2 separate regions of the Homo sapiens genome follow, and region 1 is linked to region 2. A link is a loop called in an ENCODE intact Hi-C map of the cell type or tissue named here. Cell type or tissue: PC-9. All regions are shown on one strand. Each heading gives the region's core, and the rest is flanking DNA. Links, peaks and the distances in the headings are about the cores only. Region 1 overlaps LINC01618 (long intergenic non-protein coding RNA 1618). Region 2 overlaps SCFD2 (sec1 family domain containing 2).

Evidence for each region. A loop is a pair of places that touch in the nucleus more often than their neighbours do. Peaks named below come from ENCODE experiments on the same cell type or tissue, not always from the same donor. Only the 100,000 strongest peaks of a DNase experiment are listed, where the experiment ranks them.
Region 1: it touches region 2 in a loop (8-fold over the local background); 2 of 110 quality-filtered maps call a loop at or near these places.

What each region holds. Positions count from the first base shown.
Region 1 is chr4:52,814,153-52,829,773 of GRCh38, forward strand. It overlaps LINC01618 (long intergenic non-protein coding RNA 1618), which reads left to right. Exons shown (of 5, transcript NR_040106.1): 5 at 1,001-1,312. Among named protein-coding and RNA genes, the nearest start is that of LINC01618, 32 kb to the left of the region's middle. RefSeq lists enhancers at 2,031-2,636, 2,637-3,241. In PC-9, for the core only: no CTCF peak of the experiment used is centred there; DNase peaks (open chromatin) are centred at 9,109 and 9,489; H3K27ac peaks cover 1,563 bases.
Region 2 is chr4:52,907,974-52,923,594 of GRCh38, forward strand. SCFD2 (sec1 family domain containing 2) reads right to left here. Exons shown (of 9, transcript NM_152540.4): 6 at 12,752-12,897. Among named protein-coding and RNA genes, the nearest start is that of SCFD2-AS1, 12 kb to the right of the region's middle. RefSeq lists an enhancer at 3,960-4,049. In PC-9, for the core only: no CTCF peak of the experiment used is centred there; a DNase peak (open chromatin) is centred at 6,158; H3K4me3 peaks cover 793 bases; H3K27ac peaks cover 2,312 bases.

The sequences.
Region 1 (15,621 bases), core at 7,983-10,482, 91 kb before region 2:
TTTTTCTAGAATTAGCAAAAATTATTTTAATAATGAGGAAAGATATACCAAAACTCTTTTTCATAACCGTGGCAGCATGGCAACCACTGTTTGTGGGTTGCACAGCAGCCACTCCCAGACTTTGTCTTTCTTCCCAAAGAGCCTGAAAGAACCAGGTGCTCATCTTCCCAGTCTCCTTTGGTGCTAGAGGCAGCCATGCAATCAAATACCAACAAGATGCCAATAGATACGAAGGTAAGTCTGCTGAGAGGCTTCTGACCAAGAGTTTTCCTTGTTGGGAAGGAAAGAAGGAAGGAAGAAGAGCTCTCTCTTGTTTTGCTCCTTCTGCGCCCTGCCTTTGGTTGTGGACACGTAAGATTGTGATGTTTGGAGCTCTTTAGCCATTTTGCAACCATAAGGTAATGGGTTTACAGTTTAAAAAACTAAAGAAAACAATCTACTCAAAAATAAAAAGGAGGAAAGAAACAGAGATTGAAAAGCACTTGGCTTCTTGATATCATCATTGGTTGCTGAACCAACGCTGAGACTTCCCGTCTGTTGACTACCTGTTAACTAATTGACGAATGTCCGTATAGTTTAAACCAGCATTAATTTTTTTTTTTTTTTTTTTTTTTTTACTCACAGCTGAAAGCATCCTAGCTAATACAGCATCTCTCTGGGTATTGAACATTCTCTTACTGGTACAATCGTCCCTTCAGTATACATGGGGGATTGGTTTTAGGACCACTGCATATACCAAAATCTGCATATACTCAAGTCCTTCAGTCAGTGCTGTGGAACCCATGAGTGCCAAAAGGCAGCCCTCCATATACACAGCTTTCATGTCTTGCCAGTACTATATTTTTGGTCCATGTTTGGTTGAAAAAAAACCTATGTATATGTGGACGTACATAGTTCAAATCTGTGTTGTTCAGGGGTCAACTGCACTTAGTTTTCCCATGCAGCTAAATTCAATTCTTCCCGCTGTAAATTAATCCTTTTCCCTCTTTTTTTGTCACAGTGGGGACAAGACTTGCTGCTTATCAATCTTTGCAGTAGAGGGAATTCTGTGGCAGGCAGCTATCAGACTTGAACTGCAATACCGGCTCTTCCTGGCTTTCCAGCTTGTGGGCCCCGCCTCCATAATCATGTGAACCATTTCCTTAAAATCAATCACCCCCTGTGACTTATTTATATATATATGTATATGATCTGTTTCTCTGGGGAACCCTGACTAATACAATGATCTAAACCAATTTTCTGTTTTGATTTTAGCTTTGTATTACGGCAATTTGCTATCTATCCAAAAATCAATAAAATAGAATTAAAAACTCCCATGCATCTAGCACCCAGCTTCAACAATGGTTAATTTGCAACTTTTCTTTCTCATGCTATACTCCCACCCACTTAACTACCTCCCATATTATTTCCAGGCCAACCCCAGACATTTTATCATTTTACCTATATACCTTTCAGTATGCATCCCTAGAAACTAATGACTTTTAAAAATATAACCACAATACCATTTCCACACTTAAAAATAATTCCTTAATATCATCAAATATTCCATCATGTTTAAATTTCCACCAATTATCTATCTCTTAAAAATTGGGGCTGAGCATGGTGGCTCACACTTGTAATCCCAGCACTTTGGGAAGCCAAGATGGGTGGATCACTTGAGCCCAGGAGTTCAAGACCAGCCTGTGCAACATGGTGAACCCCCATCTCTACTAAAAATACAAAACATTTAGCTGGGAGAGTAGTGGTGTGCACCAGCTATTTGGGAGGCTGAGGTGGGAGGATCACCTGAGCCCAGGAGGTCGAAGCTGCAGTGAGCTGAGATTTTGCCACTGCACTCCAGCCTGGGCGACCAGAGTAAGACCCTGTCTCAAAAAAAAAAAAAAAAAAAAAAAAAAAAGTTATACTATGTATCATTTTTTAAAGTTAATACAGAAGTAGGACCTACTCATTGAAGAAGTTTTGGAAAACATGAGAAAGCACATAGAATAAAAATGAAAATCACCTGCAGTCCCCACCAGCCTATAAGATGCCATTGTATGATTAGAAAAAGATGGACCTTTCCAGCAGGCACAACCTGTGCCAAGATGCCAGCCACCACTTATTGTCTCAAGTGGTACCCCCGCATCCTGCACAAACTGGGCCATTGTACACTCATGGCCCTGAATATTCCACCAGTGTTTACATTTTGAAGTAGAGCCTTCCAGATTGTTTATGGATATAGGCATAATTTTTGTATAATCAGTTCCATGCTATACATTCTGTTTTGTAAGCAGCTTTTTTTTTTTCACTTAATAACAGACCATAGAGAGTGGAGCCAAGATGGCCGAATAGGAACAGCTCCGGTCTACAGCTCCCAGCGTGAGCGACGCAGAAGACGGGTGATTTCTGCATTTCCATCTGAGGTACCGGGTTCATCTCACTAGGGAGTGCCAGACAGTGGGCGCAGGCCAGTGTGTGCACGCACCGTGCGCGAGCCGAAGCAGGGCGAGGCATTGCCTCACCTGGGAAGCGCAAGGGGTCAGGGAGTTCCCTTTCCGAGTCAAAGAAAGGGGTGACGGACGCACCTGGAAAATCGGGTCACTCCCACCCGAATATTGCGCTTTTCAGACCGGCTTAAGAAACGGCGCACCACGAGACTATATCCCACACCTGGCTCAGAGGGTCCTACGCCCACGGAATCTCGCTGATTGCCAGCACAGCAGTCTGAGATCAAACTGCAAGGCGGCAACGAGGCTGGGGGAGGGGCGCCCGCCATTGCCCAGGCTTGCTTAGGTAAACAAAGCAGCCGGGAAGCTCGAACTGGGTGGAGCCCACTACAGCTCAAGGAGGCCTGCCTGCCTCTGTAGGCTCCACCTCTGGGGGCAGGGCACAGACAAACAAAAAGACAGCAGTAACCTCTGCAGACTTAAGTGTCCCTGTCTGACAGCTTTGAAGAGAGCAGTGGTTCTCCCAGCACGCAGCTGGAGATCTGAGAACGGGCAGACTGCCTCCTCAAGTGGGTCCCTGACCCCTGACCCCCGAGCAGCCTAACTGGGAGGCACCCCCCAGCAGGGGCACACTGACACCTCACACGGCAGGGTATTCCAACAGACCTGCAGCTGAGGGTCCTGTCTGTTAGAAGGAAAACTAACAACCAGAAAGGACATCTACACCGAAAACCCATCTGTACATCACCATCATCAAAGACCAAAAGTAGATAAAACCACAAAGATGGGGAAAAAACAGAACAGAAAAACTGGAAACTCTAAAACGCAGAGCGCCTCTCCTCCTCCAAAGGAACGCAGTTCCTCACCAGCAACAGAACAAAGCTGGATGGAGAATGATTTTGACAAGCTGAGAGAAGAAGGCTTCAGACGATCAAATTACTCTGAGCTATGGGAGGACATTCAAACCAAAGGCAAAGAAGTTGAAAACTTTGAAAAAAATTTAGAAGAATGTATAACTAGAATAACCAATACAGAGAAGTGCTTAAAGGAGCTGATGGAGCTGAAAACCAAGGCTCGAGAACTACGTGAAGAATGCAGAAGCCTCAGGAGCCGATGCGATCAACTGGAAGAAAGGGTATCAGCAATGGAAGATGAAATGAATGAAATGAAGCGAGAAGGGAAGTTTAGAGAAAAAAGAATAAAAAGAAATGAGCAAAGCCTCCAAGAAATATGGGACTATGTGAAAAGACCAAATCTACGTCTGATTGGTGTACCTGAAAGTGATGTGGAGAATGGAACCAAGTTGGAAAACACTCTGCAGGATATTATCCAGGAGAACTTCCCCAATCTAGCAAGGCAGGCCAACGTTCAGATTCAGGAAATACAGAGAACGGCACAAAGATACTCCTGGAGAAGAGCAACTCCAAGACACATAATTGTCAGATTCACCAAAGTTGAAATGAAGGAAAAAATGTTAAGGGCAGCCAGAGAGAAAGGTCGGGTTACCCTCAAAGGAAAGACCATCAGACTAACAGCAGATCTCTCGGCAGAAACCTACAAGCCAGAAGAGAGTGGGGGCCAATATTCAACATTCTTAAAGAAAAGAATTTTCAACCCAGAATTTCATATCCAGCCAAGCTAAGCTTCATAAGTGAAGGAGAAATAAAATACTTTATAGACAAGCAAATGCTGAGAGATTTTGTCACCACCAGGCCTGCCCTAAAAGAGCTCCTGAAGGAAGCGCTAAACATGGAAAGGAACAACCGGTACCAGCCGCTGCAAAATCATGCCAAAATGTAAAGACCATCGAGTCTAGGAAGAAACTGCATCAACTAATGAGCAAAATAACCAGCTAACATCATAATGACAGGATCAAATTCACACATAACAATATTAACTTTAAATATAAATGGACTAAATTCTGCAATTAAAAGACACAGACTGGCAAGTTGGATAAAGAGTCAAGACCCATCAGTGTGCTGTATTCAGGAAACCCATCTCACGTGCAGAGACACACATAGGCTCAAAATAAAAGGATGGAGGAAGATCTACCAAGCCAATGGAAAACAAAAAAAGGCAGGGGTTGCAATCCTAGTCTCTGATAAAACAGACTTTAAACCAACAAAGATCAAAAGAGACAAAGAAGGCCATTACATAATGGTAAAGGGATCAATTCAACAAGAGGAGCTAACTATCCTAAATATTTATGCATCCAACACAGGAGCACCCAGATTCATAAAGCAAGTCCTGAGTGACCTACAAAGAGACTTAGACTCCCACACATTAATAATGGGAGACTTTAACACCCCACTGTCAACATTAGACAGATCAACGAGACAGAAAGTCAACAAGGATACCCAGGAATTGAACTCAGCTCTGCACCAAGCAGACCTAATAGACATCTACAGAACTCTCCACCCCAAATCAACAGAATATACATTTTTTTCAGCACCACACCACACCTATTCCAAAATTGACCACATAGTTGGAAGTAAAGCTCTCCTCAGCAAATGTAAAAGAACAGAAATTATAACAAACTATCTCTCAGACCACAGTGCAATCAAACTAGAACTCAGGATTAAGAATCTCACTCAAAGCCGATCAACTACATGGAAACTGAACAACCTGCTCCTGAATGACTACTGGGTACATAACGAAATGAAGGCAGAAATAAAGATGTTCTTTGAAACCAACGAGAACAAAGACACCACATACCAGAATCTCTGGGACGCATTCAAAGCAGTGTGTAGAGGGAAATTTATAGCACTAAATGCCTACAAGAGAAAGCAGGAAAGATCCAAAATTGACACCCTAACATCACAATTAAAAGAACTAGAAAAGCAAGAGCAAACACATTCCAAAGCTAGCAGAAGGCAAGAAATAACTAAAATCAGAGCAGAACTGAAGGAAATAGAGACACAAAAAACCCTTCAAAAAATCAATGAATCCAGGAGCTGGTTTTTTGAAAGGATCAACAAAATTGATAGACCGCTAGCAAGACTAATAAAGAAAAAAAGAGAGAAGAATCAAATAGACACAATAAAAAATGATAAAGGGGATATCACCACCGATCCCACAGAAATACAGACTAACATCAGAGAATACTACAAACACCTCTACGCAAATAAACTAGAAAATCTAGAAGAAATGGATACATTCCTCGACACATACACTCTCCCAAGACTAAACCAGGAAGAAGTTGAATCTCTGAATAGACCAATAACAGACTCTGAAATTGTGGCAATAATCAATAGTTTACCAACCAAAAAGAGTCCAGGACCAGATGGATTCACAGCCGAATTCTACCAGAGGTACAAGGAGGAACTGGTACCATTCCTTCTGAAACTATTCCAATCAATAGAAAAAGAGGGAATCCTCCCTAACTCATTTTATGAGGCCAGCATCATTCTGATACCAAAGCCGGGCAGAGACACAACCAAAAAAGAGAATTTTAGACCAATATCCTTGATGAACATTGATGCAAAAATCCTCAATAAAATACTGGCAAACCGAATCTAGCAGCACATCAAAAAGCTTATCCACCATGATCAAGTGGGCTTCATCCCTGGGATGCAAGGCTGGTTCAATATACGCAAATCAATAAATGTAATCCAGCATATAAACAGAGCCAAAGACAAAAACCACATGATTATCTCAATAGATGCAGAAAAAGTCCTTTGACAAAATTCAACAACCCTTCATGCTAAAAACTCTCAATAAATTAGGTATTGATGGGACGTATTTCAAAATAATAAGAGCTATCTATGACAAACCCACAGCCAATATCATACTGAATGGGCAAAAACTGGAAGCATTCCCTTTGAAAACTGGCACAAGACAGCGATGCCCTCTCTCACCGCTCCTATTCAACATAGTGTTGGAAGTTCTGGCCAGGGCAATCAGGCAGGAGAAGGAAATAAAGGGTATTCAATTAGGAAAAGAGGAAGTCAAATTGTCCCTGTTTGCAGACGACATGATTGTTTATCTAGAAAACCCCATCGTCTCAGCCCAAAATCTCCTTAAGCTGTTAAGCAACTTCAGCAAAGTCTCAGGATACAAAATCAATGTACGAAAATCACAAGCATTCTTATACACCAACAACAGACAAACAGAGAGCCAAATCATGAGTGAACTCCCATTCACAATTGCTTCAAAGAGAATAAAATACCTAGGAATCCAACTTACAAGGGATGTGAAGGACCTCTTCAAGGAGAACTACAAACCACTGCTCAAGGAAATAAAAGAGGACACAAACAAATGGAAGAACATTCCATGCTCATGGGTAGGAAGAATCAATATCGTGAAAATAGCCATACTGCCCAAGGTAATTTACAGATTCAATGCCATCCCCATCAAGCTACCAATGACTTTCTTCACAGAATTGGAAAAAACTACTTTAAAGTTCATATGGAACCAAAAAAGAGCCCGCATCACCAAGTCAATCCTAAGCCAAAAGAACAAAGCTGGAGGCATCACACTACCTGACTTCAAACTATACTACAAGGCTACAGTAACCAAAACAGCATGGTACTGGTACCAAAACAGAGATATAGATCAATGGAACAGAACAGAGCCCTCAGAAATAATGCCACATATCTACAACTATCTGATCTTTGACAAACCTGAGAAAAACAAGCAATGGGGAAAGGATTCCCTATTTAATAAATGGTGCTGGGAAAACTGGCTAGCCATATGTAGAAAGCTGAAACTGGATCCCTTCCTTACACCTTATACAAAAATCAATTCAAGATGGATTAAAGATTTAAACGTTAGACCTAAAACCATAAAAACCCTAGAAGAAAACCTAGGCATTACCATTGAGGACATAGGCGTGGGCAAGGACTTCATGTCCAAAACACCAAAAGCAATGGCAACAAAAGCCAAAATTGACAAATGGGATCTAATTAAACTAAAGAGCTTCTGCACAGCAAAAGAAACTACCATCAGAGTGAACAGGCAACCTACAACATGGGAGAAAATTTTCGCAACCTACTCATCTGACAAAGGGCTAATATCCAGAATCTACAATGAACTCAAACAAATTTACAAGAAAAAAACAAACAACCCCATCAAAAAGTGGGCGAAGGACATGAACAGACACTTCTCAAAAGAAGACATTTATGCAGCCAAAAAAAACATGAAGAAATGCTCATCATCACTGGCCATCAGAGAAATGCAAATCAAAACCACTATGAGATATCATCTCACACCAGTTAGAATGGCAATCATTAAAAAGTCAGGAAACAACAGGTGCTGGAGAGGATGTGGAGAAATAGGAACACTTTTACACTGTTGGTGGGACTGTAAACTAGTTCAACCATTGTGGAAGTCAGTGTGGCGATTCCTCAGGGATCTAGAACTAGAAATACCATTTGACCCAGCCATCCCATTACTGGGTATATACCCAAATGACTATAAATCATGCTGCTATAAAGACACATGCACACGTATGTTTATTGCGGCACTATTCACAATAGCAAAGACTTGGAACCAACCCAAATGTCCAACAATGATAGACTGGATTAAGAAAATGTGGCACATATACACCATGGAATACTATGCAGCCATAAAAAATGATGAGTTCATGTCCTTTGTAGGGACATGGATGAAATTGGAAACCATCATTCTCAGTAAACTATCGCAAGAACAAAAAACCAAACACCGCATATTCTCACTCATAGGTGGGAATTGAACAATGAGATCACATGGACACAGGAAGGGGAATATCACACTCTGGGGACTGTGGTGGGGTCGGGGGAGGGGGGAGGGATAGCACTGGGAGATATACCTAATGCTAGATGACACGTTAGTGGGTGCAGCGCACCAGCATGGCACATGTATACATATGTAACTAACCTGCACAATGTGCACATGTACCCTAAAACTTAGAGTATAATAAAAAAAAAAATTAAAAAAAAAAAAAAATAACAGACCATAAACATTTTCCCACATCACAAAATTTGCTTCCCAAGCATGACTCTCTGTGGCTACACAGGGTGCCGTGTATGACTATACTATAATTGGTGTAGCCAGTGAGAAGTTGTTTAAACCTATTGCCCTTGCAGTGCAATGCTATCTTAAAATACAGGCAAGAACATTATGTTCTTTTTGGTAGGAACATTAAAACATGCAGGGGAGTTTCTGCACATGGATTGCATGACTATGAGGTTTTAAATTGATTCCACCCATTGGTTTGGGAAGACAGAGAAAGTATGCTTCCACTTAGTGCAACTCATGTCTTGCGGGGTGGAGAGAGCTGTCTCTTGATGCATTTAGATTCTTAGCTCTTCCATAGTAAACAAGAAGCTTCAGCGAGGGGCAGTGAGTCACAAAAATGGAACATATTTATTTGTATGGTTATTCCCAAAGTGATACAACCAGGAGACCTAGGGTTTGGGGAGCCAACCTCAGCTGATGTGTGAGGCTGGCAGAAGGCCACAGGCATGAGGGTTCTCTTGGACTGGCATTGCTGGGTGTCAGGGCATGAACACACCTCTCCCTGGACGAAAAAACCTGCTAATTGCCTTGTAAGAAACATCATCACAGACTCAAGGAGTTGACTAATGGATTCTCGGAAAATTGCCAGCTCATAATCTCTGTGCCTTGAGAATTGGGATAAACATTGAGGTCAATTGCAAAGCCCTATTTGACCAAACCCACAGCCCACAGTCAGTCCAAAGCTAGAGCCCTAGTGTTTTCTATGCCAGCTCTTTTCATTTTTTCTGAATTCACAAAACTAAATGACTCAGTTTAATGAAGGCATTCGGACTAGGGGAGGTTAAAGGGCAGATGCAAAGCAGGAATTCCTAACCCCAGAGGCCACTCCTAAGGGTCACGGTATTTGGTAAGTGTGTTGAAATACCTCAGATGGGAAGGCCACATACATGAAATCATCAGAAGGATGATTTCACATTAATCCACAAATTAAACTTTAGGAGGAGAGAAGGAGTCCATATCACTGGGCCTTGATGGAGAGCTTTTCTCAGGTAACAGGAAACACAGAACATCAAGTTCTCCTCAGAGATGACTCACATATTAAACATGACCTGCTAGGTACTCTTGAATCTGAAACCACAATGAGCTGTCTCTCATCACTTCCAAGGAACCGCATTTTCTAGAATTTCACCCAGTTCTTGTATCAGAGACACTATTGGATGGTATGAGTTTTCTAGGACTGCTGTAACAAAATGCCACAAACTGGGTGGCATAAAACACCAGAAATTCCTTCTCTCACAGTTCTGGACGTTAGAAGTCTAAAATCAAGATGGTGGGCAGGGCCACACTCCCTCCAAAGCCTCTAGGGGAGGATCCCTCCTTGCCTCTTCCAGTTCATGGAGGCTTCATCCAGGTGTTCCCTGGCTTCTGGCTGCATAGCCCTAATGTCTGCCTCCTTCTTCATATGGGCTGTCTTCCCTCTGTGTATGTCTGTGTCCAAATTTCCCTCTTATTATAAGGAAACCAATCATATTGGGTTAGGGTCTGCTCTAATGACCACATTGCAACTTGATTGCATCTGCAAATACCTTATTTCCAAATAAGGTCATATTCACAAGTACCAGGAGTTAGGATTTCAACGTGCCTTTTTAGAAGACACAATGTGACCCATGATAGCTGGAAAGTCGAAGGTCCAGAATTATAGATACAGCTGCATCACCAACTGCTGTGTGATCCTAAGCAAACTGCTTTTCATCCCTGGGCCCAGGTATCCTCATCTGTCCCCACAATTACCCTCATGACTCGCAGATTCAATTTCTTTCAGATCAGTCAAAGGGAATAGACTCATTGTAGAAAGGGTCTACCAGGCGGGAGCAGCATCACAATGCTAGCAGGCAATGCCAGGACTGGTGTGGAGGGGTCTGTGTGATGGCCCGGGTGTGCCGAGTGGAGAATGAAGGGCACCAGGATACCCCCAGAAGTCTCTGGCTAAGGCCTTTTGTGGTGCCGGCAGCCACGCCATACACTAAAGAGCAACCAGCCAAATTGCCATGCTCCTTCCCCCTGGCCCTGTAGGCAGCCAACCCCTGGGACAGCAGTCATGATACTCAGTTCTAAGGCCCAACAAGCACAGCCAACAGCCTTTGGCTTCCAGAGCTCATCATGAAACTGACATGAGCAGGTGAGATCCAGTTGGCTTAAACAACTAGCGTAATCAATCCAGACTAAATATACCTCCCCTTGGCCCAGCTTAAATATTTAGACAGCCACAATGCCTGTGTGCAGAGGCAGTGAGTGGATGAGAAAGTTTTAGCTCTGGTGAGGCTGAAGGGACTTGACATGTTATTGAATCAAAGGCTGTAGAAGGTGAAGCTGGGGCCGCCACACATTCCAGGAATGCGGATATAGCACTCTCAGTGTGTATCTGAGGCTGACAGGGTTTGACAATCTCCATCTGGGAACAATAACCTCGAGCAGCAGGCCAGGCCATGCTGAGGGCTGCTCTGCCTCCCTCCTGGCTCTGCCCCTCGTCTCTGGCCCTGAGCTGTGCACTCTGAGATGGATAGTGGAGGGGAAGTCCATGTACCATGGTCCTCTGCAGCACTGCTCTGCATGCAGGAGCCCTGGAGAAGCCAGGGGTGGGGGCCAGCCTCACCGAATGCTTGCAATTCCAGGAGCAGTGGGCTGAGGACAGAATCCATTTCCCCCCTCTGGGAGACCTGAGTGGAATGCCACAGGGGAAGGCAATTTGGGACGCTGACTGATCACCCAGCCAGCTGCAAAGTCTCCTAGCATCGGGTGGAGAAGCCAGGGGGTGGCAATGTGTTTACGTCACGTTTAATACCTTGGGCTATCTTTGTGTGAACGGGGGAAGTCAGGAGGCTTTCATCTGTGAAGTTCAAAGCACTGTTCACAAACTACCTCGGCTAATCCTCACTCTGATCTGAATTTTGTTGTGTAGTTAAACTGATCACAAGAATTTGGTGGATAGGGCTAGGGTGGGCCTCTGGGACAGGCTTCCCCATGCTTGGTTCCCACGTGGCCAGGCAGTGAGGTGGGGGGAGCGGGTTTATGGTGCAGAGAGTGCTGGAGCAGGAAGGAAGACCTCAACACCACATCACACAGCCCAGGAGTGTCCTGCTTTATACGGGTGACACTGAGTGCAGGGAATGTGATGAGACATACTTTCCTGAGCTCCAGAATGACAATCTCTGACTACCTTCTGGGCATGTCCACAGGTCTTTCAAACACAGCCTGTCCAGAACTAAGCTCAGTGTCTTTCCCTATCTGGCTTTCTCCCTGCAGTACTGCCCTTAGCCTGGGTTTCTGGGACCCTGCCCAGAATGGGGGACATTGAGGCCCCCATTCTTTTCTCTTCTGGCTGTGCCCCTTTCCACAGGAACATCCCATCACCTTCCACACCAACCCCTCAACTATGTTTATGCTCCAGGACCCCAGAATTCCCTGCCCAAACAGCTCCAGGCTTCTTACAGGGCCTATGCAGGCCTCTGGCACTGGTTTGTCCTCTGGAGGGTGCCATCTGCTGCAGGGGCAGTTCTTAGTGTGGATGGGGCATTGGCGGAGCTTGGCTGTGCAGACTGGAGTGCCACTTGTTGGGCTCCTCATGGTGCAGGAAGACGGGTAGGCTTTGGGTCACTGGCCTCCATGGATAGTGTGGTCCCAGGTCCTGGCCTGTCACCCTGTATTATCCAGCTCTGTGACATATCATCATCATGTTTAAACCCCTCCTGCCATCTTGATCAGATCATCCTGATTAGCCAGTTACTAACTTCTCTTGATGCCACCTCCACAACAGCTCTTGGGCACACTCCCTTCTCTCCACCCACACTGCCTCGGCCTCTCCTCTGTTCTCCTGGGTAAAGCAAAATAACAGCCTCCTCCCTGGTCTCCCTGCCTCTACACCTGCCCCTCCCCAATTCATTCTCTGCACTGTGACCAGATGATCTTTTGTCCTCTAATCTTGTGACTTCATTGTTATTCACAATCAGAATAACTTCTACTTGACCTTCAGCTCCCAACTTGGAGGTCAAAGATCTACCAGTGAGGTACTGGGGAGCCTCACACTCCACCCCTCAGCACCCTACACCATGCATGTGAATTGTCTATGACCCCCACTGGACTGTGAGCACCATGAGGGCAGTGTCATTGCTTGTGTTGGTTCTTGGGGTCACAATGTCCTATGTAATGCCTTGGGTAGGTTAGATGTTGTGATGGTTATTGTAGACATCAACTTGACTGAATTAAGGAATATCTACAAACTTGATAAAGCATAATTTTGGGTGTGTCCTTGGGGATGTTTCCAGAGGAGATTAACATGACAGTCTGAGCGGACTGAGTGGGGAAGATTTGCTCTCAGTGAGGTGGGCACCATCCAATTGTCTGGGGACCCAGAAAGAACAAAAACAGAGACAAGGCAAATGTGTCTATCCATCTGCTGGAGCTGGGATACACTCTTCTTCTCCTGTTCTTGGACAAAAACTCCAGGCTCTCCAGCCTTTGGACTCTAGGACTTACATCAGTGAACCCCTGAGTTCTCATTCCCTTAGCCTCAAACTGAGAATTACACCATCTACTTCCCTGGTTCTGAGGCCTTCAAACTTGAGCTGAGCCATAAGCTCAGCTTCCCAGCATCCAGTATCCAGGGTCTTCAGCTTACAGATGGCCTGTTATGGAGCTTCTCAGCCTCTATAATTACGTGAGCCAATTCCCCGAATAAATTCCCTCTTAGCCGAGCGCAGTGACTCATGCCTGTAATCCCAACACTTTGGGATGCCAAGGCAGGAGGATCACTTGGGGCCAGGAGTTTGAGACCAGCCAGGGCAACAAAGGGAACTCCATCTCTAGAAAAAATTTAAAAATTAGTTGGGTGTGGTGGTACATTCCTGTAGCCATAGCCTCTCGGGAGGCTGAGGTGGGAGGACTGCTTGAGCCCAGGAGTTCAAGGCTGCAGTGAGCTATGATTGTGCCACTGCACTCCAGCCTGGGCAGCAGAGTGAGACCAGTCTCTAAATAAATAAAAATGGACTGGATGCAGTGGCTCACACCTGTAAGGCCAACATTTTGAGAGGCCAAGGTGGGCAGATTGCTTGAACCCAGTAGTTCAAGACCCACCTGGGCAACATAGGGAGATCCTACCTCTAAGACAGATAATAAATAAATAAATAAATGTTTTAAAAGCTCATCTCAGATATCTATATATTTATACTATTGGTTCTGTCTTCCTGGAGAAACCTGACTAATACAGATGTTTGACAAATATTTGTTGAATGCATAAAGGATCCAGACAGACAGTACCATTGCAAGAACTAGAATCTGCCAGGTGCAGTGGCCCATGCCTGTAATCCCAACACTTTGGGGGGCTGAGGCAAGCAATCACGAGGTCAGCAGATCAAGACCATCCTGGTCAACACGGTGAAACCCCATCTCTACTAAAAATACAAAAATTAGCTAGGTGTGATGGTGCATGCCTGTAATCCCAGCTACTCGGGAGGCTGAGACAGGAGAACTGCTTGAACTCGGGAGGCCGAGGTTGCAGTGAGCAGACATTGTGCCACTGCACTACAGCCTGGCAATGGAGCAAGACTCCATCTAAAACAATAAAAATAAAAATAAAAAATAAAAAAAACAAATTAGACTCTAGGTCTGCTAGTCAGTGTCAGACTTATGAGTGCATCAGCCAGGTAACTTCACAGGCCACAAATCTTTTTTCTTCCAAATTTATTTACCTTATTACCAGCAATAATAATAATGATAATTTATGTATGCGATATAAGTTATTATTGATAACTGAGTGACTAGGTGGGGTTTCCAAGATACCTTAGACTGTTAATATTCTAAAATTGTGAAACTTCTCCTTATCTGAAAATGGAAGAATTCAGATGAGGGCTAACTTTGTGCAGACCTATTATTAAAGGGCTGGAAACTTGAAAGTGTTGAAAAATCTATGGTTTCTTTTTTTATTGATGCATAATAATTGTACATGTTTATGGGATACATGTAATATTTTGATACATGCATACAATGTGTAACAATCAGGTCAGGTAATTAGGATATCCGTCATCTCAAACTTTTTTTTGTTGTTGTTATACTTTAAGTTCTAGGGTACATGTGCACAATGTGCAGGTTTGTTACATATGTATACATGTGCCATGCTGGTGTGCTGCACCCATTAACTCATCATTTACCTTAGGTATTTCTCCTAATGCTATCCCTCCCCCCTCCTCCCACCCCACGACAGGCCCCAGAGTGTGATGCTCCCCACCCTGTGTCCAAGTGTTCTCATTGTTCAATTCCCACCTATGAGTGAGAACACTGTCATCTGAAACTTTTATCATTTCTTTGTGTTGGAAACATTTCACATCTCCTAGCTATTTTGAAATATGCAATAAATCATTGTTAACTATAGTCACCCTACTGTGCTACCCAACACTAGAACTTATTCCTTCTGTCTAACTGTATGTTTGTACCTATTAACCATGCTTGCTTCATTCCCCTCTTCACCCTTCACAACCTCCGGTAATGATCATTCTGCTCATGAGATCCACATTTTTAGCTTTCACATATGAGTGAGAACATGTGACATTTCTCTTTCTGTACCTGAACCACCAGTCTTTGAAGGGAGTTTAAACATTGCTGTGAAGCTAAAGCATCCTTGGAAATGTGCCAACGTGGAACCAACTCTATTTACTAGAATTTCTCTCTAGGAGAATATAGTATAATATGTCTGGAAAAAATGTTCTGACATTTTCTGGGGAGTATTTGAGTAACAAGGGGTAGTAAATATGGTGACTTACAAAGTGCTTCCTTTTTTGCTAGGCAGGTATGCAAGTTGGGGGCCAGAGCAGAGTTGTTGGGGACAATAAAATGGAAGCTGAGCTGCTACGAATACTCCCCATTCTTCCTATTTCCCTCAAATCACTGTCAGTGTCTCCTCACGTAGCACAGTCTCCTCTGTATCTAGGTGTGCTTGTGCGTCTGAGCTCTCACCACGGAGATGTAAGCAGAATTTTTGTATAGGACTGCTGGGAAGGCTTTATAAAATGTAGAGGATGTGAATACTTTTTTTGCCCTTCCTTGGTTCCTCCTTCATGCTGCCTGGAATGTGAATGTAATGGCTGGAGCTACTAGCAGCTATACTGGATCACGAGACAACCTTCAAGAAGGAAAGCAATGAACTAGGTTGGTGGACCAGAAAGCTAAAAGGAACCTCAGTCCCTTTTGAGTTTATAGAGCCACTACA
Region 2 (15,621 bases), core at 5,177-7,676:
TCCTGAACATTCTTAGCATTATGCTCTCCTCTGCTAGGAACTCCAATGTTATTTACAATGTGCTGTCAATAACCAAGCTTAAAGCAATCCCTCTTCCTTCTACAGAGCTCAATTCCCAAGTATGACTTGGCCAGGAAAAGAAGCTAAGATGACATAAAGGAATCTGACAAAGGTCAGAAAGCAGACTACATGGTATCATAAGAATTTCAGTAGAATTAGGGAGATGTTAGTTTGCAACAACTTCTACAGTTTGATAAATTCTGCTAAATGCCTTCCTTTTCTGTAACCTGAATAACCCGTCCATGTTTAGGTTATATGGGGAGCCAGCCGCCTTATTGACCCTGCGCTTTCTGAGCTGTTTTTCACCACCTCTTTCCTTAGTTCTTGCTGCCAAGTTCTTCCCGTTTTCTTTTCTCGCTTGGTGGACCACCTTCCTCCCAATCCTCCAGTCAGATATGGCACGAAGTCTGGGGCATGAAGGGCAAAGGAGGAAGGAATATCTTCCCTCAATGCACTCTCTGATCTATTATAGCTTCAGTAAAGCCAGTTTCTAACAGGGCACAGTTGAGGCATATCCTGTATTAAACTCTTTCTCTCTCTGATTGGCCAAATATGTGACTTGTCTGTAGCAACTGTCAAGGATATTTAGTGTACTGACCTCATTCCTGGCTTCATCTTGCTTTTCTTCCAGTCATTTTTTTTTACTCAAATTTTCCCTTTCCAATTTTCTTGTTTTAAATAGCTTAGAAATAAAGCAAGGTATAAACCATTAAAATCATAAATAACCATTCAGCAGGAATATAGTTGGCATCTTTCCCAGGGATAAGATGCAGGGAAAACTAGCATCTTCTCACTTGGGGATACCAACCTTTTTATGCTTATTAGTCAAACAGACCATTGTTTGTCCAGAGATCTCATGGTTACATGATCAGGAAGGGCAAGGCAATGAACAGAAACACCGGTCAGACAGAAATATTTTGAAAACTATGGATCCACCTTGCTCATAAAGAAATTGCAATTAAAGCTATGCCAAGATGGAATTTTTTTTTAAATCAGACTATTGACACTCCAAAAGTTTGAAAATACACTCTTTTGATGAGGCCATGGGGTAACAGGCCCTCTTATACATTGCTGGTGGGAGGGTTAATTGTTACCATCAATGCAGAGAGCAATTCGGTAATACCTATCAATATTACAGATGCATTCAACATAGCAATCACACTCCTAGTCATTTATTCTTTGCATATGCTCATGTATGCAAATGAGATCCAAAAAGGCTGTTTATTGTTTGTAGTACCAAGATTAGAAACCACCCAAGTGCCATCAGTAGGGAGCTGTTTAATAAATGGGGTGCATCCACAGGGAGGAATGCCATGAAAGAGAATAAGAAAGCTCTGTGCTTGTGTGGCAGAAACAAGGTACAGAATAGTGTGTGAATGAAAAAAGCAAGGTGAGGATACTGTGTATGATGGGTTAGCATTTGTGTAAAAAGTGGCAGGGGGAATACGGAAGTTTAAATTGCTGAAATATGCAAAAATAAGCTCCGGTGTGAAACATAGTAACTATCAGCAGCAATGATTATGGGGTGGCGGACCAAGCAAGGGAGAAAGGTGAGAGGAAGACTTTTCATTGTATTGTTTATTTATTTATTTATTTACAGCACAGTTTAAAGCACCACTACAAACGGCAAGAATGATCTCAATTGTTAAAAATTAATAAATTATTTATGCATGAAAAAGAGATTGGGGTAAAGCACACCAAAATGTTATTTAGGGTTATCTCTAGGTTCAGGAAGTAGGAGACATTTATTTTATTTTTCCAGATTTTCCAAAATTAAGAGGTCTACTTCCAGAATCGTAAGATAATTTAATAAATATTATTTTAAATGTAAAAAAAGGGCCATGGAATCTGAATCCTGCAAATCCTGCAAATACTCTTCCCTGAGTAAACTGTTCTGAATGCTCTTCTATCACCTTAGCCTTTCTGGACATTGACTCGCTTAAACTTCAATCTCTTTAAAGCTCCTCCACAAGAAGTCCTTTGGCCAATAATCTGATACCTTATCGGCACTATCATCAAATAATAATTGACCTCTTCCTTGGTAATAGACTTCAATCTTCAGCCATGCACATTACCAGCTGGCTAAAAGACTACATTCTCCAGCCTTCCTTGCAGCTGACTATAGCCATGTAATTAAGGTTTGGGCAATGAGATGTAAATAGAGTAATGTGAGAATTTCAGAAGTCTCCTTTTTAAAATGGAAGGATATGCTTTTCTCTTTTCCTCTTCTCTGCTGGCTGGAATGTAGAAGTGAAGCCTGGAGCTCCAGCAGCCATCTTGGAAGACAGGACATTCCTTAGAGATGGTGAAGCAGAGAGCTGGAGAAACCTTGGTAAGTGATGACTTATAGAGCCACTATCACCATAACATGGACAGGCTAAATTAGTACCTACTTTACATGTCACTATAAAACCTTGTATGTTTAAGCCACTGTTTTTCAGATCTCTGTTACTTGTAACTGAATGAAATTCTGATAGAAAGCATGAAGGGAACATAAAGATATAAAAGGACATTTCCTCCTTCCAGAAGCTTACAGTTATTTATTTTATTAGTCTATTAAAACTCATTAGCAGAATCACAGAGAAATACACATAGGCTGTCATATTTAAGAGAGAAGAAAATATACCCCTGATATGGTTTGGCTGTGTCCCTACCCAAATCTCATCTTGAATTGTAGCTCCCATAATCCCCACATGCAGCAGGAGGGACCTGGTGGGAGGTAGTTTAGTCATGGGGGCGGTTACACTCATGCTGTTCTCATGACAGTGGGAGAGTTCTTATGAGATCCGATGGTTTTACAAGCAGCTTTTCCCCCTTTTGCTCAGCACTTATCCCTGATGCTGCTGTGAAGAAGAGCACGTTTGCTTCCCCTTCTGCCATGATTGTAAGTTTCCTGAGGCCTCCCAAGCCCTGTGGAACTGTGAGTCAATTAAACCTCTTTTCTTTATAAATTACTCAGTCTCGGGAATGTCTTTATTAGCAGCATGAGAACGGACTAATGCAACCCCTTAACCCATAAAAAAAAAAAATAGATTGTCATTCTCCATAAGATGTCCTGTACAAAAAGGAAGAGTAGTGATTCTGAAAAAGAGATCATACACAGCACAAAGGTGGCTCTGTAATTAAGCAAAAACACTATATTCTGTACCTCCTCTGTGCAAGGCACAGTGTATCTGGGGTGATAGGATTTGTTCTCAGGGGTCCTGTGACCCAGTGTAGACTGGGAGACAGGGGAAAGCAGGAGTTATGGAGGGATTGGGGTAAGTAGGGACACTAGGATCACTCTCACTCTTTCCCTTGCTCCACTTTTGACTAAATTTTGGGGAATGAAACATCCAGGAGAAAATGCTCACTGAGCTGGGTTCTCCTTGGGGGTAGTGAGCAGAGATTTTAGAAGTGCTGTTTTCTCAACCTCTTCATTCTTGAGACTTTGTGATTGTTCTGTGCTACACTGGGAATGTTGGAAATCTTTTTTGTTTTTTATTTTTTTAAGGTATGTAGGTGCACATTTATATAGCAGGAGAAAAGAAACTATGATTTAAAATACAGAAAAGTAACAGCAAACACATCACATAATCCAGGAAAAGAACATAAATGCTTTTATTAATTGCCTGACCTACCTCTTTGATATTCATTTCTTACATTTTTTGGTTGCATTCTCTCTGATTATCTTTTCATATAACAACAATTTTGAAATAACATTTTCTATGAAAATGTGATAGTTATCAAGCTATTGTCTCTCAATTCCAAACCCTCTCTTCTAGACTCAGTTCTGTGATGCTGGGCTGAGACTCTGAAAACCACTTCTGTGCTTTGCCAGCTAGGTCTGTTAGACTCTGCCGATAGGGGGCACTCGAGGGAGACCAGAAGGCAGGAAGAACAGGCAGGAACTTGCTTCTCCTGTTTATTTGCAATTCCTGCCACCATCACCCTGGCGATGGCCTCTCACCACTTGAAGCTGCCCCTCCTCTAGACTTTTAAGTCATAGGATTTAATAAATTACCTTTCTTTTTTTTTCAAGCTCAAAGTGGCATTTTATTTAGTAAACAATCAGTATGCATAATGCTATAATAGTAACAGAAGCTGAGTAAGTCTACAAACAAAACAAAACATGACAAATCTTGAACACTGACAAAAACAGGTACAGATATTAACAGAAAAGATGAGATAATGAACATTATAAAAATTTATTCTAAAATACATTTATTCCACTAAAACAATGCAGTAGAGGATGAGAGGGACACTCTGGTTTAATATTTTATCTAAAAGCATTAAGATTTTTAAAAAAGACATAAAATGGGAAAAAAGGAGAGGGGCAAGAATCAGGGGCTAGAAAGGCAGAAAAAAATTACCTTTCTTGTTTAAGCTTTTTAGAACTTTTTTCTTTATCTATTTTTAATTGTAACCAAAAGCATAGTAAACGATGTAAATATTAATTCATAGAGAAGTTGATAGGTTTTCCTACTTGAATGGGAATATGGGGAAAAAAAAAACCCTCTAAATTTTCTACTGAAAGAACTAAGTACAGAACAACTGGATTACATTGTGTATTCAGAGAGCACAATTTGGTAAAGACTTTCTCAGGCACGAAACAGTACTTGTGCCTTCTTAATAAAAAAAATTTCCAGTTAAGTTTTAATGAGGAGAACCTTTGGTTTCTGTCTCTCAGCCTCTTAGTTTGGACCATTTTGTGCCCTAAATCATGTCACTGAAATCTGGTTAGAATGAACTGCTTGGCAATGACTTCTTAGATGGGAACCCTCTGACTTGCATGAAATTTTCTACTCAGCCAGGAATGACTCACTTCTCAGCAAAGGACCCTGTAGAAGGTGGTGATAGTGGAGACAGATGTGATTTCTCTGGTGCCCTACTCAAAGATTCTCTCGCATGCTAGGAAGGGCCAGAGGAGAGATTAGCCATATAGTTTGTCTCCATATTAAGAGGGTAAACCATAGTAATTTAGTTTTCCTAATCAAACACTCTCTGCCAGTTCACCTTTTTGGGAGATTGGGAGAGGAATTAAAAACTCAGAAAAATTTGTTCTTTCCTTTTCTTGCTGGTCATTTATTTATTCCTTATATCTCTGGATATCCAATGTGGGCTGGCAATAGGAGATCTGTGCCCTGCCCAATCATTCAGGGACCCAGGTTCCTGCTACACCAGGGATCCCCAACCCCAGGCCATGGACCGCTACTGGTTCGTGGCCTGTTAGGAACCGGGCCACACAGCAGGAGGTGAGCAGTGAGTGAATGAGTGAAGCTTCATCAGTATTTACAGTTGCTTCCCACCACTTGCATTACCGCCTGAGTTCCGCCTCCTGTCAGATCAGTGATGGCTTTAGATTCTCCTAGGATCACAAACCCTATTGTGAACTGCGCATGTGAGGGTTCTAGGTTGCATGCTCCTTATGAAAATCTAATGTCTGATGGCCTGTCACTGTCTCTGTCTCCCATCACCCGTAGACAGGACTGTCTAGTTTCAGGAAAACAAGCTTACCTCTCCCACTGATTCCATATTATGGTGAGTTATATAATTATTTCATTATATATCACAATGTAATAATAGAAATTAAAGTGCACAATAAATGCAATGTGCTTGAATCATCCTGAAACCACACCGCCCCACCCTGCACCGCCTGGTGCCTTCCACAAAAGAGGTCCCTGGTGACAAAAAGGTGGGCACCACTGTGCTACACCATTCCCTAGAGCATTAGAATCCTACACTGAAGACTTTACCTCTCATCAGCAGATGATGAATGAGAGAGAGAGTATGAAGGATTTCCAGAGACTTTATGGGTCCAGCCCTAAAGTGATATGTATCACTTCCACCGCAGTTCATTGGCCATAACTAGTCACAATTCTACAAAGGAACCTGGAAAAAGGAGTCTAACTGTTTGCTACAGAAGAAAAGGCAATGGAGTTTTGGGAATACACAGGATGGTCTCTGCCATAGACACACTGTTAAGTTTTGATTGGAACATTAATGTAAATATTTCCTTAACAACTGGCAAGCTGCAGGTTGTAGGTAAAAGATTATTAAACCCTTTTCCCTTCTGCATAAGAATTTAACCTTTGGTTAACTTTTTATCTCTGTTTCCCTGGAAACCTGATAAAGGAAGAATGTCAAACTATGCAGCCAGGCAAGATTGCTTATGACAAAAATGACCGCTGGTTGGTAAACTGCATTAAACTGAAAGAACTATAAAAATTTGATAGAAAGCCAGAGCTTTGGGCTTCTCTGAGTATAATGATTCTTGAATAATAACTGGACTTGTCCCTTGGAGGAGTGCTGGAAGCTATGTCTGTGGAGTTCTTACAGAGGAATTAGCTCCTACAGGATATGAGGTTTTTAAGCCAGGGGACTGGTGTATTCATCCCATGTGAATCTAGCTCTCTCACTCCTGAGCTGTCACCTTGAAACCAGTCCAAGTAGCTCCTCAGTAGCTGCGTGGACTGCTTCAAGCTTCATGGATGGTCATAGGGACTACTCCAAGGAAGAAAAATGCCTTATGCTCCCCTGATGGGGAGCTACTTTCCTGTCTCGGGCACACTTGTGTCAAGTGGGAGCCATGACCACAGAGCTGACTTATTTGTTAGATACAAACATACAGTGCCTTGGGCCCACATTCCTTTTGAGGGCCCATGAAAATACATTTTTTTAAATCAGAAGAAAAAATACTTTAAGGTGAAAGTGATGTTTTCATATGTAATATTGATATATTTATTTTTACACCAGTGCAATTGTACCATATGCTTTTTACTATTTTTTATTTTTACAAAAAAAGGGGCCCATGAAGGTCATATCGTGGCCCTGTATGAGAGCCTCATGAGGCTGGCCTGATAGCTTGGTAGAGCTTAAAGAGACCCCTTGATGGCTGATACACATGGAATAGCTGAAGTTTCAAGAAATGAATCCTTAAAAAAATACCACATTTAAGTAAAATATGATAACTAAAATACTGTGTCAATGTCTCTGGTTATTCTTTTGGGGTGAACATACTGTGTGGTGGGTCTGGAAGATTCTTTTGTTGACTTGAATGTTAGCTCTTCAGGAAAAGCAGTGAGTATAGCAGCAGTTCCTGACATAATATATAGTAAGTCAGATACAATCTTGAGAAACCAGTGTAACTACAACATCTTGAATTTGGTGCACCTTAAAAATGACTTAGGATAGCAGTTTCCAAGAAAACCCAGTTGTGGCCACAGTCACATCTCCATCAGCTGGGGCTGCTGACCTTGTTTTTGCTGTTACTGTTGGCATAGCTGGGGGCTCAGTTCTGATAGTGAAGATGTCTGCTTCTCCCTTTTCTGCAAAATTGACTCTGAACAACCAGCCTCTCAGAAAAACCAGGCTTACTGGGAGGGTATTCATTTTGTTTCAACCCAAGACAGCACAGAAAAACATCTGTTCAAAATTGCTCATGGCTTTGACTAATCCATGGCTCATTTATTTTTATTTTTTGCTATAAGATGACTGTTTTTTCTCCTTTCATCTTCTTAAAGGAAACAATTTATTTGTAGATTTAAAAATGGTTCATTTGTCTGTCTGTTCATCCATCCATCCATCCATCCACCCACCCAGGCTTCAATCCAGAAGCAGATTAGTTTTTAAAAATTTGAGTATAGCCCCTTCAATTCAATATGAGGAAGGTGAAGCCCAAACACATTAACATGTTTGCTTGAGTTCACACAGCCAATTAGAAGTAGACTCAGGACAGAGCCAAGTTTCCTGGCCCTCAATTTAGTCCTACCCCATGCTGATTCCTTCAGAAAAGATGCTAGCAGTTCTGTTAGAAAGAATCAGGAGGAGCAATAGAACTTAGCACTTGGAAAAGAACAACTGGAGGCCAGGGCTGGGCACTGTTGACAAAAGAGGCCAGGCCTAAAGCCTGTTCAGAGAGCCACATTTCACTGGGCACAAGATGAATCAAGCCTCCTCAGGCACTGCTGGTTCAAAATGCTCTTGTTCAACATGCCAGAGGCACAAAGTACAGTATGTGTCTGTGGAAGGTTTTTTGCAGCTCAGCCCTGCTCTTCAAGATGCATGCCAAGGCAAGCCATGCGAGAGCCATACAGTATTTTGTCTGAAAGCCCCGTATAAGCTCCCTGCCCTGAGACATCTGCCTAATATCCTCCTGGTGTCACAGTTGAGGAATGGCATCACATCAGACACTGTGGCATTTAGTGGGGAGATTAAGCTTCTCACTAAACTGAGCATTTGCAGTAAGAAACGGAAGGGTAAGAAGACTTTCTGCGGCCGGGCGCAGTAGCTCATGCCTGTAATCCCAGCATTTTGGGAGGCCGAGGTGGGCAGATCACCTGAGGTCAGGAGTTCAAGACCAGCCTCGCCAACATGGCGAAACCCTGTCTCTACTAAAAATACAAAAACAATGTAGCTGGGCATGATGGCGCGCGCCTGTAGTCCCAGCTATTTGGGAGGCTGAGGCATGAGAATCGCTTGAACCTGGGAGGCAGAGGTTGCAGTGAGCCGAGATTGCGCCACTGCACTCCAGCTTCTGCGACAGAGTGAGACTCTGTCTCAAAAACAAAACAAAACAAAACAGAAAAAACACTTTCTGCACAGGCACAGTTGGGGGCTTAGGTTTCCAGTCAACAGAAGCGAGCAACAAACACAACCTTTTAAAACAAATGGGTGTCAGCAATCAACCTTCTGCCATACACAGCTAACAGGACACTCAGCTTTTGAAAGACACCCTTTCTGTGTAGCCCATGTCCTAACAAAGGAAAAGATAAAATGTTGCAAAAGAAGACAAAGGAAGGCCTCTTTTGTTCTTTACTGTTACAATGGCTGTGACAGCAAATGCTTACATAGTGCTGTCTAGGTGTCAGATACTATTCTAAGAAGTTTTTTGTTTTTTGTTTTTGAGAAGGGGTATCACTCTTGCCCAGGCTAGAGTACAGTAGCAAAATAATAGCTCACTGCAGCCTAGAACTCCTGGGTTTAAGTGACCCTGTTGTCTTAGCCTCCCTAGTAGCTGGGATTACAGGTGCCTGCCACCACACCCACCTAATTTTTTTAAATTTAAGAATTTTTTTAGAGATGGAGTCTTGCTGTGTTTCCCAGGCTGGTCTTGAACTCCTAGCCTTAAGTTATTCTTTCACCTCAGCCTCCCCAGTAGCTGGGATTACAGGTGTGAACCACTGCACTCAGCATGTTCTAAGAGTTTTATACGTATTAATTCACCAAATCATTAGAGCATTTTTATGAGAGAGCAACTATTATTAGCTCCTTCTTACAGAGTAGGAACCAGGCACAGAGACGTGAAGTTGCTTGCCCAAGGTCACACAGTTAGTAGAGGGGACAGTTGGGCTATGAACCCCGATGCTATGGCTTGAAAATCTGTTCTGTTATCCTCTGTGCTAAGTTCTCTCTCACTAAGAATTAAAAATGTAAGAAATGCCATTCTAGATAACATGCACAGTCTAGGATCCATCTAGCCATCCATCTACCCACCCACTAGGTGGCAAACACTGAGTTAGCCCATGCAGATACCATGGTGATCAAAGACAGGTGCTGTCTCCAGCCTTGGTGAGATGTTCTTTAAGTCAAGAGCTTCTGTGGTTGCCTCTTGATCCCCATTGCCCCCACTCTCCAGGCTGTGAAAAGGTCCTGGCTGCCCTGGAGGGCCAGGCCTGTGGTAATGTTCTGGGATTTATTTCTGGAGGTCTAGTCCAGATCCCACTCCTCTGACCCCTCTAGAGATTTTATATGCTCGATGTAACGCAGTTGGGACACCTTCTCCTTAAAGTGACTAGATGGTGTCTACTTTCTGCATCTGAATTGTGATTGACACCTTTTCCTAACGGGTTAATGGGTAAAGATTAAAATAAGAGGTGCCTCTAGTCCTAGCAAGGGAAGCAGGAGTGGCTCTGAGACTTAGTGCATGCGCATCACAGCAGGACGGAGGACCACTGGGAGGGAAGGTGGGGCCAGTGGGGGCCCAAGGCCTAGATCCTAATATGCAGCATAGGTCAGACCGGGAACAGGAACCCAGGGCCAGGCCAGCTAGCACTCTCCCACGTGACCAGGGAGCCCAGGACATCTCAATCAGATTCTGTCTGGAGACAGCATGGAGCTGGGTAGAAAGCATAGATTTCTTCTGGAGTCACAGGGCTGAGGACCAAATTGGTAGATGAGATGAACAGAATATTGTTTAGCCAAGGACTATTTTTCTAAACCAGACACGCAGCTGGACTCTGAGTCTAGTCTGGACACTTGTACTTTCCTATGCATGCATATTTTGTGTCCAAATAAATCTCCTGATCTGTAATAAATATATATGTATTGTACTTAAGATGTACCTAACAAATATTTACTAAGCATCCACTATGTGACAGATGCCACTCTAGGTACTGGGGATACGGCAGTGAACAAAACCCATAAAAATCCCTGTTGTCACAAGGCTTACATCTGTAATTTAAAAATATTTTAAATTTGAAAAACACTGAAAAACCCAGAGGTAAAAATTACCCATAATCCCATTAAAAAGTGTCACATGTATAGAATATGTAAAAATAAAGCAAGAAATCAGTGTTTCTCCTTATCCATCCAATCCTACCCATCCACCATAAGGTAACCATTATAAATTTTTCCTAAATTTTAAAGACATTAAGTATACATACCTATGAAATATTTATTTTATTCTATTTTTACAAAAATAGAATAATGCTTTACAGAATGACCTACATGTCCCCTCACTGCCACCCAATTGATCATGGACCTCTGTTTCAGTTGAGCTCCCCAAGAAGCGGACCTTGGGCCAAGGATTCAAACACACACCCTGCTCAGCATATCTAGGTCTATTCCATTCATTGTAATGGTTGCACAGCATTTCACCATGTGTCTGTATCATTATTTATTTAATCCCCCCAATGTACACACATTACCCTACCTCCACTCCACTTCCCACTCACTGACACTTAGGATTGTTGGGAGTGTGCTGATGTTATTGACTATTGTAAGGGGGGACATATGCGACAAAGGGAAACTCCATTTTCCAAAGGCCATGGCTGCAAGACAGGGTTCTGAGGGCTGGAGAAATGACAGTGTTGGCAGCAGGGAGATAAGGTCTAAGAAACTTATTGTCCTTATCACGTGCAAGATATATAGCTAATACATGTTTACGTGAAGTTGGCCAAATCAGTCACCCGGATGACATAAAATGGGAAAGACCTCATTCATTTAGTGGTTTATTTTCTCTTTGCCAACTACACCAGCCACTTGCTTCTTGACATTTTTGGTCTCAATGTCATCATATATCACTAGTTCTAGCATGTCTTTTGGAACTAGTCCACATTATAGTATTTAAGATTGCTGATTTTTTAAAATGACAAAACTACGTATGAATACCTGAGTGATTTTATCTGTATTTTGTCGCCGTGGCATTCTCAGATCTTTGAGTAAAGGATGAAAATCTTTATGTTTCTAAGAAGAGTGACAGTTTCTAAGGTCTTCAGTATCTTGGTAGGTGATTTCAGATGATCATCAGCACCACCAATCAACACTTCTAGAATCTCTATGAGAACCATATTATAGTCAGGGAGGAGGTTTTGGGCTGGCAGCAAAGATCTGGCATCTGCCCCTGGCCATCTGCATGCCTGTGGCACGTCACTTGGCCTTCCCGGATCTTGGAATAATAATGCCTCCCTGGCATAACTTGTGGCAATCAAAGGAAAAATCCAATGTAGAAGTGCTCTTCAGGTATCAGCTCCCAAACAAATACAGGATACTGGAGGAAGAATCTGGATTGTGCTAGCTGCAGTGGGTAACATTAGCTCAAGTCTCCCTTAAAGAGTCAGCACCCTGAAGCTGAACTCCTCCCCACTAACAGCACATTCAGCTCTCCAAAAAGCCTTAACAAATAGAGTTTATTTTACTAAAGGTTTTATGGAGAAATAAATAAGATTCCCCACAGTTAAACTTAGTCATCTTTTCCAACAGAAACATTTGTTCTTCCCTGAGAGCTCATCTTTGGCCACCAGGAACCTTAGTTCTGTCTCCTACCTTGTCCAACAAAGACTCCCCAGCCTCAGTGGCTCTAACCTTTCTTTATTCCTTAAGCTTCCCTTTGGGTCTTTCTATGTACTTTCCCCCTCTGAGTTTTTACACAGCAATTATACCTTAATCTTGATACCATCTCTTTACTCAATGGTCAAAAAACATTCTTCTTAGGTCCTCCTGCCCTCCTTTGAAAGCAGTGGAGGAATTTTAAATAACACATATTTTCATCACAAACTTTTTCCCTTGTCGTAACATTATCAGGTGTTTTCATTATTCTGCTCATTCAAAATGTTTACGGACTGGTTAGATCCAGAAACTTGGGAATCCTCTAAGGCCAGCCCCTCATTTGGTACCTGTAGTCATTGGCTCCCAGAGGAGAGAAGGGACTTGCAGAAGGCTATAGAATCAGTCTGCGACAAACCCACAGTTAGAAAGCCATGGCTGACTCCCAACTCAGTGCTCATCCCACCATATCAAGCCTGGGGCATAAATGAATTGAGAGGCTTTCAGATTCCGTGGGACCCAAAACTCTGAACTAAAAGAGAACTTGGAGATCATCTAGAACAAACCTTTGGTTTTAGGAAGGTTAAAAGGGAACCTTTTCTTCTATAGACTCTGAATCCTAGAAGTACAACAGATTAGAAGGTTACTTTAAAACGTATATACTTGCCTGGTGGGTATGATTTCCAGGAACATATACAGACTTAAACTGTTTCAGGAGACTCCGAGCTCCAGCAATATCCCGAAGTGAAGTAAAGAGTTCATCCACGGCAATTTTGGATTTGTGAAATGTCAGATTAATTGAAGAGTCCCAGTCTGAAAAAATCCAGAGATATTTTCTTGAGTGAGTAAATCTTTAAGTTTTCATCATGACAGCTTGAGCTCGATGTAATGTAGTTGGGAGGTTTTTTTTTTTCTTTATTATTATTATTATTATTGTTATTTTTTACCCTGTTTTCCTCTGGCTGTTTACCAACTGGGCTGTTTCAATCGTCCATGAGCAATGAAGCAAATTGAGTATAAATGCCTTTGACAGAAGTGGAACTCAAAATTGCCTGGGATTTCAGCCACTGGCTTCCATCCCTAGACTGCAGACATTTCACAGAAAGCAAGCTCCTAGGGCCCATAATCCTCGGAACACGACTTTGGGAAAATATGAGGAGACACAAAGGAAAATACGAGAGACTGTTATGATCAAACTCACTTGCTTGAATCCCACCAATAGTTTCCATAAAGCAGGACAGCAAGAATGAGAAAGATCCTGTCTAATGCACTAACAAAGCACGTGGCACATTTCAGAGGGCTGCCATTCAAAGCTGATCAAACACAGGGGGACTTAACAAGAAGACGGTTTTCTGCAACCTTCTGTTTCTTTTTCAAACTCAGAAGAACGTATTCTCTGTTTTGTTAGAAGCTCATTCAGAGGAGACATGATCATGGATAAGTTAAAAAAAAATAGGAAAAGATTAAAAATATGTCTTCTTACCTCTCCCAAATACATCAGCTACATTAACTCATTAATCGTCACATCATCCGTATGAGGCAGGAACTATTGTCTCCACCATTTTAAGTATAAGGGGACTGAGGTGCAGGTTAAGTAACACCCCTGTGTCAAGGATTGCCAAGGCCCTGCCCATACCCACTCGGTCACCCTGGGTGTCCCCTGCGAGAGTGGTAAAGTTTCTGTGTATTCCGACTGCTTCCTACCTCAGTACCTGCATGTCAGGCAGTTAGTCTGTCTGTCTGTCTCTCTCTGCCTCTGCCTCTTCTTGTCTAAGGGCTTTCTCTGATGTAGAAGCATGTTTGGCTTGTGTATGGGGCAGGCTGGGAGTGCTGGGGAGTCAACACTCATAGAAATAATCCCATTTTCTCTTCCCGTGGAGGAATAATTCTGAGTTGTGGTCTGCACAGCCTTTCTGAGGGGCCCCAGAAGGATGAAGCACCCACTGCCCACAACATCAACTCACCCATTAATACCCCCATTAGTGGCTTTCCTTCCTCCCCCGTCTCACCTCCCTACCTCCTGACTGTGCTTTGGGATATCTTTCCAAATTCAGTATTCGCACCCACATCCTTGTCTCAAGATAGTAGTGATTTGAAGACAGGTCTGGCTTTATGTTTTTAGTAACGGCTTTGTTGAGATATAATTCATATACTATATGGTTACCCATTTAAAGTATAAAATTCAAAGTTTTTAGCATATTCTGAGTTTAACAACCATCATCACCACCACAATTTTATAACACTGTGTCACCCCAACAAGAAATCCCATACCTGTTAGCAGTCACCCCCGATTTCTGCCCCCTCCAGCCCCTGGCAATCCCTAATGTGCTTTGTCTCTGTGGATTTACCTATTCTGGACATTTCATACAAACAGAATGACAGAATATGTAGTCTTTTGTGACTGGCTTCTTTCACTTATTGTAATGTTTTCAGGGTTCATCCAAGTTGTAGCATTAATACTTCATTTCTTATTGCTTACTAATATTTCATTGTATATAGAATATTCATGTATATGAAATGTGGAAATAGTATATTTTATATATCGACTTATCGGTTAATGGACATTTGGGTTGTTTTTGCCTTTTGGTTATCATGAGTAATGCTGCTAGTTTTACATGTACATGTTTTTGTGTGGACATACATTTTCATTTCTCTTAGGTATATACCTACGACTAGAACAGCTGGTCATATGGTAACTTTGTGTTTAACCTTTTGAGGAAGTGCTAAGCTGTTTTCCAAACTGATTGCACTATTTTACATTCCCACCAACAGTGTAAGAGGGTTTCAATTTCTCTACATCCTAACCAATGCTTATTATTAGCTATCTTCTTAATTATAGCTATCCTAGTAGATGTAAAGTGAGGATACACGTGTTGAAAAGAAATAGTTTTTAGGGAGTAGAGGTAGATTCAAACAAGCTTAAACTAAAATGGAATGAATCTAACATACCCAGAAGCATCCAAAAGAATCCAGCTGCATCAGACACAGCGAGGTGGCATGTGAGAAGCTCAGCTTGTATTCTCAGTCACTGTGTGACATTGTGTGTAATAACTCTTAAAGGATGGGCAAAAGCCTCTGATTAGTCTTCATCTCCTGGTTTCCAGAAATGTCCAACCCATTGCCATGAAAAAAAATCAGGCTGGACATGGTGGCTCACACCTGTAATCCCAGCACTTTGGAAGGCAGGGGCAGGTGGATCACTTGAGGTCAGGAGTTCGAGACCAGCCTGGCCAACATGGTGAAACCCTGTCTCTACAAAAAATGCTAAAATTAGCTGGGCATGGTGGCAGGCCGCGTATAATCCGAGCTACTTGGGAGGCTGAGGAATGAGAATTGCTTGAGCCCGGGAGTTGGAGGTTGCAGTGAGCTGAGATCGTGCCACAGCACTCCAGCATGGGTGACACAGTGAGACTGCATCTCAAATAAATAAATAAATAAATAAATAAATAAATAAATAAATGTGTGGTCAAGCTCAGTGAGAAAATGCCTCCTCACAACAGTGGACCCTACACACATGGGATTCATAGACTGCAGGGG